Regions from separate parts of the Homo sapiens genome. Here region 2 is linked to region 1. A link is an interaction called in ENCODE POLR2A ChIA-PET data of the cell type or tissue named here. Cell type or tissue: Caco-2. All regions are shown on one strand. Links, peaks and the distances in the headings refer to the core of each region. The heading gives the core; the rest is flanking DNA.

Region 1 (5,910 bases), core at 513-5,512:
CCTGAAGAAGCAGAGAAACAGGCCTTCCTTTCCCCTGGGGAGGGCTTTCCAGGTGCAGATGAAGTAGACCTCAACTGATAGATGCCTGTAGTAATAGACACTTGCTTGAGGGTGCATTAAGAGCTAAAATCATGCTGAACCACAAGAAAGGGCTGGATGCTTGCTACACACTGCCCCTGAGAGTGAGAAGGGGTGCTCTGCATCTCCCCTCATTCTGAAATCTCCCAATTCTCGGCCAAGTGCAGTGGCTCACACCTGTAATCCCAGCTGTTTGGGAGGCCAAGGCGGGTGGATCAACTGAGGTCAGGAGTTCAAACCAGCCTGGTCAACATGGCAAAACCTCATCTCTAATAAAAATACAAAAAAATTAACTGGGTGTGGTGGTGCGTGCCTGTAGTCCCAGCTACTGGGGAGGCTGAGGCAAGAGAATCCCTTGAACCTGGGAGGCAGCAGTTGCAATGAGCCAAGATCGCACCATTGCACTCCAGCCTGGGCAACTGAGTGAGACTCTGTCTCAAGAAAAACAAAAAAGAAATCTCCCAATTCTCACTGCCTCTCATCATTAAATTTCCTTTGCAGCAGTGTACTGGCACCATATTTTGATATATTAACAGATATGTTTCTAATTCCTGGTAGTTCCTTTATACCCCCTTGAAAGCTATACAATGAGACATTAATTACCTTGAGAAAGGGTTGCTACAGCAGAAAAGGATTTTTGAGTATGAGCCAAATCCTGAAGATCTCAGAGCATGAACAATTTAGAATATTGCTAAGCGCCACCTCTGAAACTAGATAAAGTTTACTTGGGCTGGAGGAATGGAGAGAGAGAATCAGAAGGAAAGAAGGTTTAGATAGCAGTAGGTTCCTAAGAAAGGGTCAGGGAACTTCCTCAGGCTGGGCACGGTGGCTCATGACTGTAATCCCAGCACTTTGGGAGGCCAAGGTGAGTGGATCACCTGAGGTTAAGTCAGGAGTTCAAGACCAGCCTGGCCAACATGGTAAAACCTGTCTCTATTAAAAAAAAAAAAAAAAAAAAAGCCGGGCACGGTGGCTCGCACCTGTAATCCCAGCTACTCGGGAGGCTGAGGCAGGAGATTCGCTTGAACTCAGGAGGCAGAGGTTGCAGTGAGCTGAGATTGTGCCACTGCCCTCCAGCCTGGGTGACAGAGTGATACTCTGTCTCAAAAAAAAAAAAAAAAAAAAAAAAAAGGCTTTCCCCAGCTTCCTCTCATACCCAACAGGCATGAAGAAACCAAGGTAGAGGGAAGCTGTGATGCATTCCCAGAACCAGAATAGAGCCCAGGCAGGTTTCAACATGCCACAGTCCTCTCACCCACCATGGTGAGGACACAGAAGGAATATCTGGGTTGTGCACCTCAGCAGGTGAGACAGAGGCAGCCTCCAAGCAGCCCCCTGGGCATCAGCGTGGTTCAGGGAGAAGCAAAACATTTTTTTTTTTTTTTTTTGAGACAGAGTCTCACTATGTTGCCCAGGGTGGAATGCAGTGGCACGATCTCAGCTCACTGCAACCTCTGCCTCCCGGGTTCAAGCGATTCTTCTGCCTCAGCCTCCTGAGTAGCTGGGATTACAGGTGCATGCCACCACACCCGGTTAATTTTTGTATTTTTTTTTTAATTAGAGACAGGGTTTCGTCATATTGGTCAGGCTGGTCTCAAACTCCTGACCTCAGGTGATCCACTCATCTCGGCCTCCCAAAGTGCTGGGACTACAAGTGTGAGCCACCGTGCCCAGCTGAAGCAAAACATTTTCCACACACCTGAGAGTAACACAGACCTGGAGCAAGAACTTATGCACCCCACCTAGTTTTCTGCAGTCCAGGAATGATGAGGGAACCATGAAAGTAGGGAAAAAGAGTGTATCAAGAGAGGCTTTGCAGTTAGAAGAGGCCAAAAAAAGTACTTGGGAGGCTGAGGCAGGAGGATAAAAATAAAATAAAATAGGCCAGGTGTGGTGGCTCACGCCTGTAATTCCAGCACTTTGGGAGGCCAAGGCAGGTGGATCACTTGAGGCCAGGAGTTCAAGACCAGCCTGGCCAACATGGTGAAACTCAGTCTCTACTAAAAATACAAAAATTAGCTGGACGTGGTGGCACACACCTGTAATCCCAGCTACTTGGGAGGCTGAGGCAGGAGAATCACTTGAATCTGGGAGGTGGAGATTGCAGTGAACTGAGACTGCACCACTGCACTCCAGCCTGGGTGACAGAGTGAGACTCTGTCTCAGAGATAACTAACTAAATAAATATAAATAAATAATAAAATAAAATAAAAATAGCCACCTGGGCCAAAGACAGAAGAATCAGATAGGACGTGGTACATGTTGGCAGATGCCAGCATGGTCTGATGAACAACGGCAAGACACTACCTGTCCCCACCCTGATGCTGTGCCACTAGGTAAGTCCCCAGATCTCAGAGGAAAAGAGCAGTGGGAACCCTAAACTGACTAATATTTGATATCTGCCACGTAGCAGAATGACACTCTTCGAGTGCAAAAGAGAAATTAAGTCTTGGAAAAATGGAAAAAGGTATATTTCTTGCAAAACTGATTCATGTCATGAGATTTATGGTGGTCACATGTATCCCATGGAATTTCCAATATACGTATACCATAGGCAAAAAGACTTTGAAAAAATGTCACAGTATTAGACTTTGAATAAGAGTTGGACATCATGCAGGAGTGTGAAGAAAAGAACATCTTTGTTGTTTTCTGATCAATATCACCTTCAGACTGGAATTACAGCTTCACTCTATTTCTTCGGGGGTGGGGTAACTATTTTCCTTAGTTTGTTCAAGAATGGATCGACCAATTAATCAAAATTTTAGAAATAACTGGAGGACTGTACTATGCTGCCTGCTTTCATTAACTGCTCAGTTGGTGGACTGACAAAGCACTGTAATCATTTCTTCACAATTCCCATGGTAAAGTCATCCCAAATGTCACCAGCATCATTCACTTCCCCATCAACTGCCACGTCTCTGCCGTGTCATGATGACCTGGGATAAAGGCTGTGGGTGGGGACAAGGGTTGTCACAAGTTGTAGATTAGACAAACCAGAGGGGACCTCAGAAAAGCATTTATTTTGGTTCTGGCTTCCAAGCAGGTCTGCAGCCAGATCGTTCAAGAGAACGATTGTCTATCCTATGTTTAAAGATCCCCAAAGAAGGCAATCTCTAGTAAGCTGTTTTAATATATAAAATCTATATTTTGAGAAGTTTCCTCCTTTTATCAAATCTAAACCCATCTCTTTTTGTTTTCGTCTTAGCGGTAATAAAAATACATCATATGATTCTGTTCTGAAATCCTGTTTTGGGCTTATAGATAATATTTATTCTGCTAGAGATGTTGGCCCTTTTAGAAAAGAGTTTCTGGGCCGGGCACGGTGGCTCAAGCCTGTAATCCCAGCACTTTGGGAGGCCGAGGCGGGTGGATTGCCTGAGCTCAGGAGTTCACGACCAGCCTGGGCAACCCGGTGAAACACTGTCTCTACTAAAATACAAAAAATTAGCCGGGCATGGCAGTGTGCGCCTGTAGTCCCAGCTACTCAGGAGGCTGAGGCAGGAGAATTGCTTGAACCCGGGAGGCGGAGATTGCAGTGAGCCGAGATCATGCCACTGCACTCCAGCCTGGACGACAGAGCGAGATTCAGTCTCAAAAAAGAAAAAAAAGAAAAAAAAAGAAAACAGTTTCTGGTTTAAATGGGGATTTTGTAACTTGCTGTCTCAGAGGCAGATTCCTGATGACTAATGGGGTGATTTTTTTTTTTTTTTTGAGATGGAGTTTCGCTCTTGCTGCCCAGGCTAGAGTGCAATGGCGTGATCTTGGCTCACTACAACCTCTGCCTCCTGGTTTCAATTGAGATGGGGTTTCTCCATGCTGGTCAGGCTGGTCTCGAGCTCCTGACCTCAGGTGATCCACCCACCTTGGCCTCCCAAAGTGGTGGGATTATAGGTGTGAGCCACTGCTCCTGGCCTAATGGGGTGATTTTATGCAGTGTGAGAGCCAGTAGCTGGGTAGCTGGATGCTTGTCTGAAGTGCTGCCTTTCCCTCAGGCACTGCTTGTGTGGAGATACCCAGGAGAGGACCAGAAAGAGCTCTCCTGTTGTGTCAGCTGTGAGGAAGGAAGGGAGAAACAAGAAGTGAAACCTGAGGCAGGACACCCTATTACGTGGCACAGACAGGGTCACCTCATGGGCAGTAGCTGTGACAGGGGACGCCAGAGCAGAGATTTTGGTGGCAAAATACCTTGAAGTCCTGAACTTTGAAGTCCTATATGAAAATATCTTGAAGTTCTACGTGAACCTTAGATGGACATTACTCTAAGACAAGGATTTAAGATGAGTTACAAAAGAGTATTCCATTCTAGCATGGCAAGAAACCCGGGCAAAGATTATTAAGTGATCAATAAAGCTAAAGGTTAGTGGAAAAATGTAGTAAAGTCTACACAGGTACTTGTGAGCTTTGTTTTTCCCAATGATATCTTTAATTAAATGAGTAATGTCCGCCGGGCGTAGTGGCTCACACCTGTAATCTCAATACTATGGGAGGCTGAAGTGGGAGGATCATTTGAACTCAGGAGTTTGAGGCTGCATTGAGCCTTTATCATGCCACTGCACTCCAGCCTGGTCAACACAGTGAGACCCTGCCTCAAAAAAAAAAAAAATTAGTTGGGTATGGTGGCACACACCTGTAGTCCCAGCTACTTGTGACACTGAGGCAGGAGGATCACTTGAGCCCAGGAGTGCAAGGTTACAATGAGCCATGATCACACCACTGCACTCCAGCTTTGGTGACACAGTGAGATCCTGTCTCAAAAAATAAAATAATTTTTAAAGCAACATTGAAATACATTCTCATCGTAAAAAAGTAAGCATTAGAATTATGGCTAATGGGCCCGGCACAGTGGCTCACACCTATAATCCCAACACTTTGGAAGGCTGAGGCACGCAGATCACAAGGTCAGGAGTTTGTGGCCAATAGGGTGAAACCCCATTTCTACTAAAAATACAAAAATTGGCTGGCTGTGGTGGTACGCGCTTGTAGTCCCAGCTACTTGGGAGGCTGAGGCAGGAGGATCGCTTAAACCTGGGAGGTGAAGGTTGCAGTGAGCTGAGATCACGCTACTGCACTCCAGCCTAGGCGACAGAACGAGACTCCCATCTCAAAAAACAAACAAACAAAAGAATTATGGCTAATGTCCTCTTTGACCATTTCTTTCCCCCTACAACTTCCCCAGCACCCCCCATCCTAATAGTCACCCTAGAGAAGGGTCATTCTGTGTTTGGGAGATAACTTTCTGCTTTTCTGGCCAGTACAGCCTCTTCCTCTTGGGGTAAAGGAAGATAACGGGTAAGATGGCGAGGATGAGTCAATATTTCCTCTATTCTTGGACACAGGTTCAAAAGAGAATCATTGGGAGTTTCTCAGTCCAACCAAATCATGATGCAATCCGGAAAAAGAACCTAAAATTTTGGCATGTAGTCTTCATTTTTCAATTTGCAGTATCAATGCCGATTTGTTTTTTTGTGTGTATATCTTTACAATTTTTTTTTGTTTCTTTAGGATTTTTTTTTTTTTTTGAGACAGAGTTTCGCTGTTGTTGCCCAGGCTGGAGTGCAATGGCACGATCTCGGCTCACCGACCTCCGCCTCCCAGGTTCAAGCAATTCTCCTGCCTCAGCCTCCTGAGTAGTTGGGATTACAGGCATGCACCACCACGTCCGGCTAATTTTTTGTATTTTCAGTAGAGACGGGGTTTCTCCATGTTGAGGCTGGTCTCGAACTCCTGACCTCATATGATCCGCCCGCCTCAGCCTCCCAAAGTGCTGGGATTACAGGCGTGAGCCAACCCGCCCAGGCTTCTTCAGGCATTTTTCAAAAGAAATTAAGGGAA
Region 2 (5,910 bases), core at 495-5,494, 470 kb before region 1:
TTAATTTTGTCAAAAATATTCTAAAATTCAATTGACATAACATGTAGTTTTTCTTCTTTTGACTGTTAATATGGTAGATTACACTGGTTCATTTTCAAACACTGAATCATCCTTGCATTCCTAGTCATGGTGTATTATTCTTTTTATAGATTGTTGGATTCAATTTGCTAGTTTAAAAAAACACATTAAAAATAAAAACATACTTTTTAATAATTATTAAACAATTTTAAAGTGCACAATGCAATGGTTTGTGGTATATTTACAAGGCTGTATAACCTATACCACTTATCTATCCCAGAACATTTTCACCACCCCAAAAAGAAACCCTGTGCCCACTAATTGTTACTCCAAATTATCCCAATTATTCCCCATTACCTCTGGCAACCACTAATCTTTCTGTCCTTAGAGAGTTGCCAATTCTGGACATTTCATTTAACGGGAATCAGACAATATGTAGCATTTTGTATCTGGCATATTTCACTGAACATGATGTTTTCAAGATTCACTCATATTGTATCATTTCTCAGTACTTCATTTATAAGTTAATGTTTCCACTTTTTGGCTAGTATGAATAATGCTGCTATTAAACATTTGGGTACAAGTTTTTATATGAATACATGTTTTTTATTCTCTTGGGCATACACCTAGAAGTGGAATTGGGGAGTCATATAGTAATTCTATGTTTAACTTTTTCAAACACTGCCATACTGTTTTCCAAAGCAGCTGCACATTTTACATTCCCACCACCTACGTACAAGGGTTCCAAAATCTCCACATCCTCACCATCATTTGTTATTGTATACCCTTCTAAAAATATATCTACCCTAGAAAGTGTGAAATAATATTTCATTATGGCTTTGATTTGCATTTCCCTAACAACCAATGATGTTGAACATCATTTTTTACGTGCTTACTGGCCATTTGTGTATCCTTTTTTGGAGAAGTCTGTTCAAATTATTGGTCCATTTTTAATGGCCCATTTTGTCTTTTTATTATTAAGTTGTAAGAGTTCTTTATATATTCTGGATACTAGATCCTGCTACACATGATTTACAAATATTTTCTCCATATGTGAGTTGTCTTTTCCATTTCTTGATACTGTCCTTTGAAGAATAAAAATTTGAACTGTAACAAAGTCCAATTTATCTGCTTTTTCTTTGGTTGCTTGTGCTTCTGATAGCAGATCTAAGAAACTATTGCCTAATACAAGGTCAAGAAAATTTATACCTCTGTTTTTGCCTTTTTCTGTCTTTGATCCACTTTGAGTTAACTTTTGTATATGGTGTGAGGTAGGAGTCTAATTTCATTATTTGCACAGATATCCAGTTGTCCCAACACCATCTGTTGAAAAGACTATTCTTTCTTTGAGTTGTCTTGGCACTCTTGTCAAAAACCAGTTCACTGTAGATGTATGAATTTGTTTATGGACCCTCAATTCTACCCATTGATCTATACATCTGTCTTTATGCCAGTACAACATAGTCTTGATTATTGTAGCTTTGTAGTAAGTTTGAAATAGAAAACTGTTTGTTCTCCTAGTATGTTCTTCTTTTTCAAGATTGTTTTGACTATTCTGGGTTCCTTGCTTTTCCATAATAATTTTAGAATCAGCTTCTCAATTCCTGCCAGAAAGTCAGCTGGGATTTTGATTAGTATTGTATTTAACCTCTATATCAATATAGGGGAGTGTTGATATCCTAATGATAAGTCTTCTAATCCATGAACGTGGGATTCTTTCCATTTATTTAGAATTTTCTTTCAATAATGTCTTGCAGTTTTCAGTATACAGATCTTTCATCTCCTTAGTTAAGTATATTTCTAAGTATTTTCTTCTTTCTGATGTTATTTTAAATGGTATTTTTTAAGTTCATTTTTAGATTTTTGGCTGCTAGTGAATAAAAATGTCATTGATTTTTTAATATTGGTCTTGTAACCTGAAACCTTGCTGAACCTATCAGTTCTGTTATTTTAAAAATGGATTTCTTAGAATTTTCTTAGAATGTAATATATCATTTGCAAATAAAAATAGTTCTGCTTCCTCCTTTCCAATCTGTATACCTTTCTTTCTTCTTCTTGTCTCACTGCCCTGGTTAGAACCTCCAATACAATATTGAATAGAAGTGGTAAGAGTGAAAATCACTGTCGTGATCTTGAACTTAGGAAAAACATTTCAGTCTTTTAAGATTAAGTATGATGTTAGCTGTGAGCTTTTAATAGATGACCTCATTAAAGCTAAGTAAGTAACCTTATATTCCCACTTTGTTGAGTATTTTCATCATGAAAATGTGTTGAATACTGTTTTATGCTTTTTTTTTTTTTTTGCATCTTGAGAAGATCGTGTGGTTTTAGTCTTCTTTTAATATGGTGTATTACATTAATTGATTTTATAAAGCATGTTGAACCAGTCTTGGATTGCTGGGATCAATCTTACTTGGTCATGGTGTATAATCCTTTTAGTATGTTGCTGATTCTGTCAATGGCTTTTATTTCTATAGTCATATGAAATATTGCTGTACAATCTTCTTTTCTCGTAATGTATTTTACTTGTTTTAGTATCAGGTAATACTGGCCACATAGAATGAGTTGGTAAATATTTCTCTCCCATTTTTTGCTAGAGTTAATGAAAGATTAATGCAAATTCTTCTGTAAATTTTTGGTAGAATTCACCAGTGAAGCCATTTGATCATGAGGCTGAGGCAGAAGAATCACTTGAACCTGGGAGGTAGAGGTTGCAGTGAGCTGAGATCACGCCACTGCATTCCAGCCTGAGTGACAGAGTGAGACTTTGTCTCACAAAAAAAAAAAAAAAAAGGCCAGGCGTGGTGGCTCATGCCTGTAATCCCAGCACTTTGGGAGGCCAAGGTGGGCAGATCACGAGATCAGGAGATCGATACCATCCTGGCTAACACGGTGAAACCCTGTCTCTACTAAATATACAAAAAATTAGCCGGGTGTGGTGGCGGGCACCTGTAGTCCCCAGCTACTCGGGAGGCTGAGGCAGGAGAATGGCGTGAACCTGGGAGGTGGAGCTTGCAGTAAGCTGAGATTGCGCCGCTGTACTCCAGCCTGGGCAACAGATAGAGACTCTGTCTCAAAAAAAAAAAAAAAAAAGGGGGGGGGAAGTGTTTTGATGACAAATTCTATCTTTACTTGTTATACATCTATTCAGATATTCTATTTCAGCTGGTCGCAGTGGCTCACACCTGTAATCCCAGCAGTTTGGGAGGTGGATCACGAGGTCAGGAGTTCAAGATCAGCCTGGCCAACATAGTGAAACCCCGTCTCTTCTAAAAATGCAGCCGGGCATGGTGGCAGGCACCTGTAATCCTAGCTACTCAGGAGGCTGAGACAGGAGAATTGCTTGAACCTGGGAGGCAGAGGTTGCAGTGAGCCGAGATCATGCCATTGCACTCCAGCCCAGGCAACAGTGTGAGACTCTGTCTCAAAAAAAAAAAAAAAAAAAAAAAAAAAAAAAAAAAGATATTCTATTTCTTCTTGATATATTCTCAGTATTTTGTGTCTATCTATGAATTTGTCCATTTAATCTAAGTTATTTGTCATCACACAATTTTTGAAGGTATTCTCTTATAATCCTTTGTATTTCTGTAAGGTAGTAACATCCCCTCTTTCATTTCTAATTTTAGTGAATTAGAACTTCTCTGTATTTTCTTTGGTCAGTCTTGGTACAGGTCTGTCAATTTTGTTGATCTTTTCAACAAATCAACTTTTGTTACCTTGGTTATTCTCTACTGTTCTTTGAATTCTCTATTTCATTTATTTCCTTTTTCATTTCTAGTATTTCCTTTAATTGCCTCGCTTTGGGTTTAGTTTGCTCTTTTTTTTTTCCTAATTCCTTAAGGAGGAAGGTTAGATTATTGATTCCAGATGTTTATTCTTTTAAAATACAGATGTTTACAGTATTTTTTTTTTTTAGACAGAGTCTCGCTCTGTCAGCCAGGATGGAGTGCAGTGGCATGATCTCAGCTCACTGAAACCTCCGCCCCCTGGGCTCAAGCAGTTCTCCTGCCTCAGCCTCCCAAGTAGCTGGGATTACAGGCATGTACTACCACACCTGGCTAATTTTTGTATTTTTAGTAGAGACGGGGTTTCACCATGTTGGCCAGGCTGGTCTCGAACTCCTGACCTCAGGTAATCTGCCCGTGTTGGCCTCCCAAAGTGCTAGGATTACACACGTGAGCCACCGTGCCTGGCCTAGATGTTTACAGCTTTTTTAAGTTTCCCTGGGAGTAGTACTTTCACTGTGTCCCCAAAATTTTGGGACATTGTTTCCATTTTCATTTATCACAATGTATTTTTCAATTTTTCTTCTGATTTCTTCTTTGACCCACTGGTTGTTTAAAAGTATATCATTGAATTTCCATGTATTTGTGAGTTTTCCATTTTTCCTCCCATTATTGATTTCTGGTTTATTTCATTGTAGTCAGAAATAATACTTGTAATGATTTCAACCTCTTAACATTTATGGAACCTTATATTTTATGGATGAACGGATGGCCTATCCTGAAGAACATGCCATGTTCACTTGAGCAGAATGCGTATTTTCCTGTTGTTGGGTGAAGTGTGCTACAGATGTCTGTTAGGTTTGTTTGTAGTTGTTGGTTTGTAGTTTTGTTCAAGGCTTTTATTTTCTGTTGATTTTCCTTCTAGTTGTTCTACCCATTATTGAGCAGGGTATGGAAGTCTCCAAGTATTACTAAATTATTGATTTCTGATGCTTTTTGCTAGATGTGTTTTGGGGCCTTTTTGTTAACTTTGTATGTTTATAATTGCATATTTAGACTTGTTATTTTTTTTTATTTTTTATTTTTATTTTTTTTTGAGACAGGGTCTTACTCCAGTTGCCCAGGCTGGAGTGAAGTAGTGAGGTCATGGCTTACTGCAGCCTCAACTTCCTGGGCTCAGGTGATTCTCCCACATCAGTCTCCTGAATAGCTGGGATTATAGGCACATGCCACTACACCTGGCTAATTTTTTTGTACTTTTAGTAGAGACAGGGTTTCATCATGTTACCTAGGCTAGTCTTGAACTCCTAAGCTCAAGCGATCTGCCCACCTCAGCCTCCCAAAGTGCTGGGATTGCAGGCAGAATGGCACTTTTATCATTATAAAATGTTAATTGTTTCTATTAACTTTTTTTTGTCTTAAGGGTCTATTTTATCTGATATTAGTATAACCAAACCAGCTCTCTTTTGTTTACTATTTGCATGGTATGTCTTTTCCCATCATTTTATTTTCAACCTATTTGTGTTTTTTAAACTAGTGTTTCTCTTGCAGACAGCATATATCACATTGTTTTCAATCCATTCAGCCAAACTTTGCCTTTAGATTGGAGTATTTAATCCATTTACATTTAATGTAATTACTGATAAGGTAGGATTTACTCAGCTATTTTGTAAAATACTCACTTTGCTATTTGCTTTCTATATGCCTTACGTATTTTGTTCTTCTGTCTTTCCATTACTTTCCATTTTCTCCAATAGACACTTTCCAGTATATAATTTTAATTCTCTTGTCATTTACATTACTATATTTTCTTATTTTTATTAGTGGTTGAAGAGTATAATAAACATATCAACCAGTAATAAACTAGTCAGGAAAATTGCCAACTTAATTTCAATAGTACAAAAAAATGGTCCTTCTGTTCCCTCATCTGTCACCTTTGGGTTGTTATTGTCATATAAATTATATCTTTAAACATTGTATGCTGGTGCAGAAGAATTAACATTGTAGGTTGGATTGTTTACCCCTAGAAAGGTCTGTTTAAAGGTGTTCCTGGGCTGATGAATGAAAACTTAGATTCAGGAGGGTACCTGTGATTGACTGATAAGAGTGTCTCACTGTGCCTGAACTGTTTGAGTAAACAATATATTAATGCTGAATACTCATTCTC

The links. Peaks named below come from ENCODE experiments on the same cell type or tissue, not always from the same donor. Only the 100,000 strongest peaks of a DNase experiment are listed, where the experiment ranks them.
Region 2: POLR2A ChIA-PET joins it to region 1 with 6 read pairs; 2 of 35 experiments call an interaction of 5 or more read pairs at or near these places.

Annotation. Positions count from the first base shown.
Region 1 is chr17:62,167,541-62,173,450 of GRCh38, forward strand. No RefSeq gene overlaps it. Among named protein-coding and RNA genes, the nearest start is that of MED13, 110 kb to the left of the region's middle. In Caco-2, for the core only: no CTCF peak of the experiment used is centred there; a DNase peak (open chromatin) is centred at 3,015.
Region 2 is chr17:61,693,893-61,699,802 of GRCh38, forward strand. All of the region lies in intron 17 of BRIP1 (BRCA1 interacting DNA helicase 1), which reads right to left. Among named protein-coding and RNA genes, the nearest start is that of NACA2, 110 kb to the left of the region's middle. In Caco-2, for the core only: no CTCF peak of the experiment used is centred there; no DNase peak of the experiment used is centred there.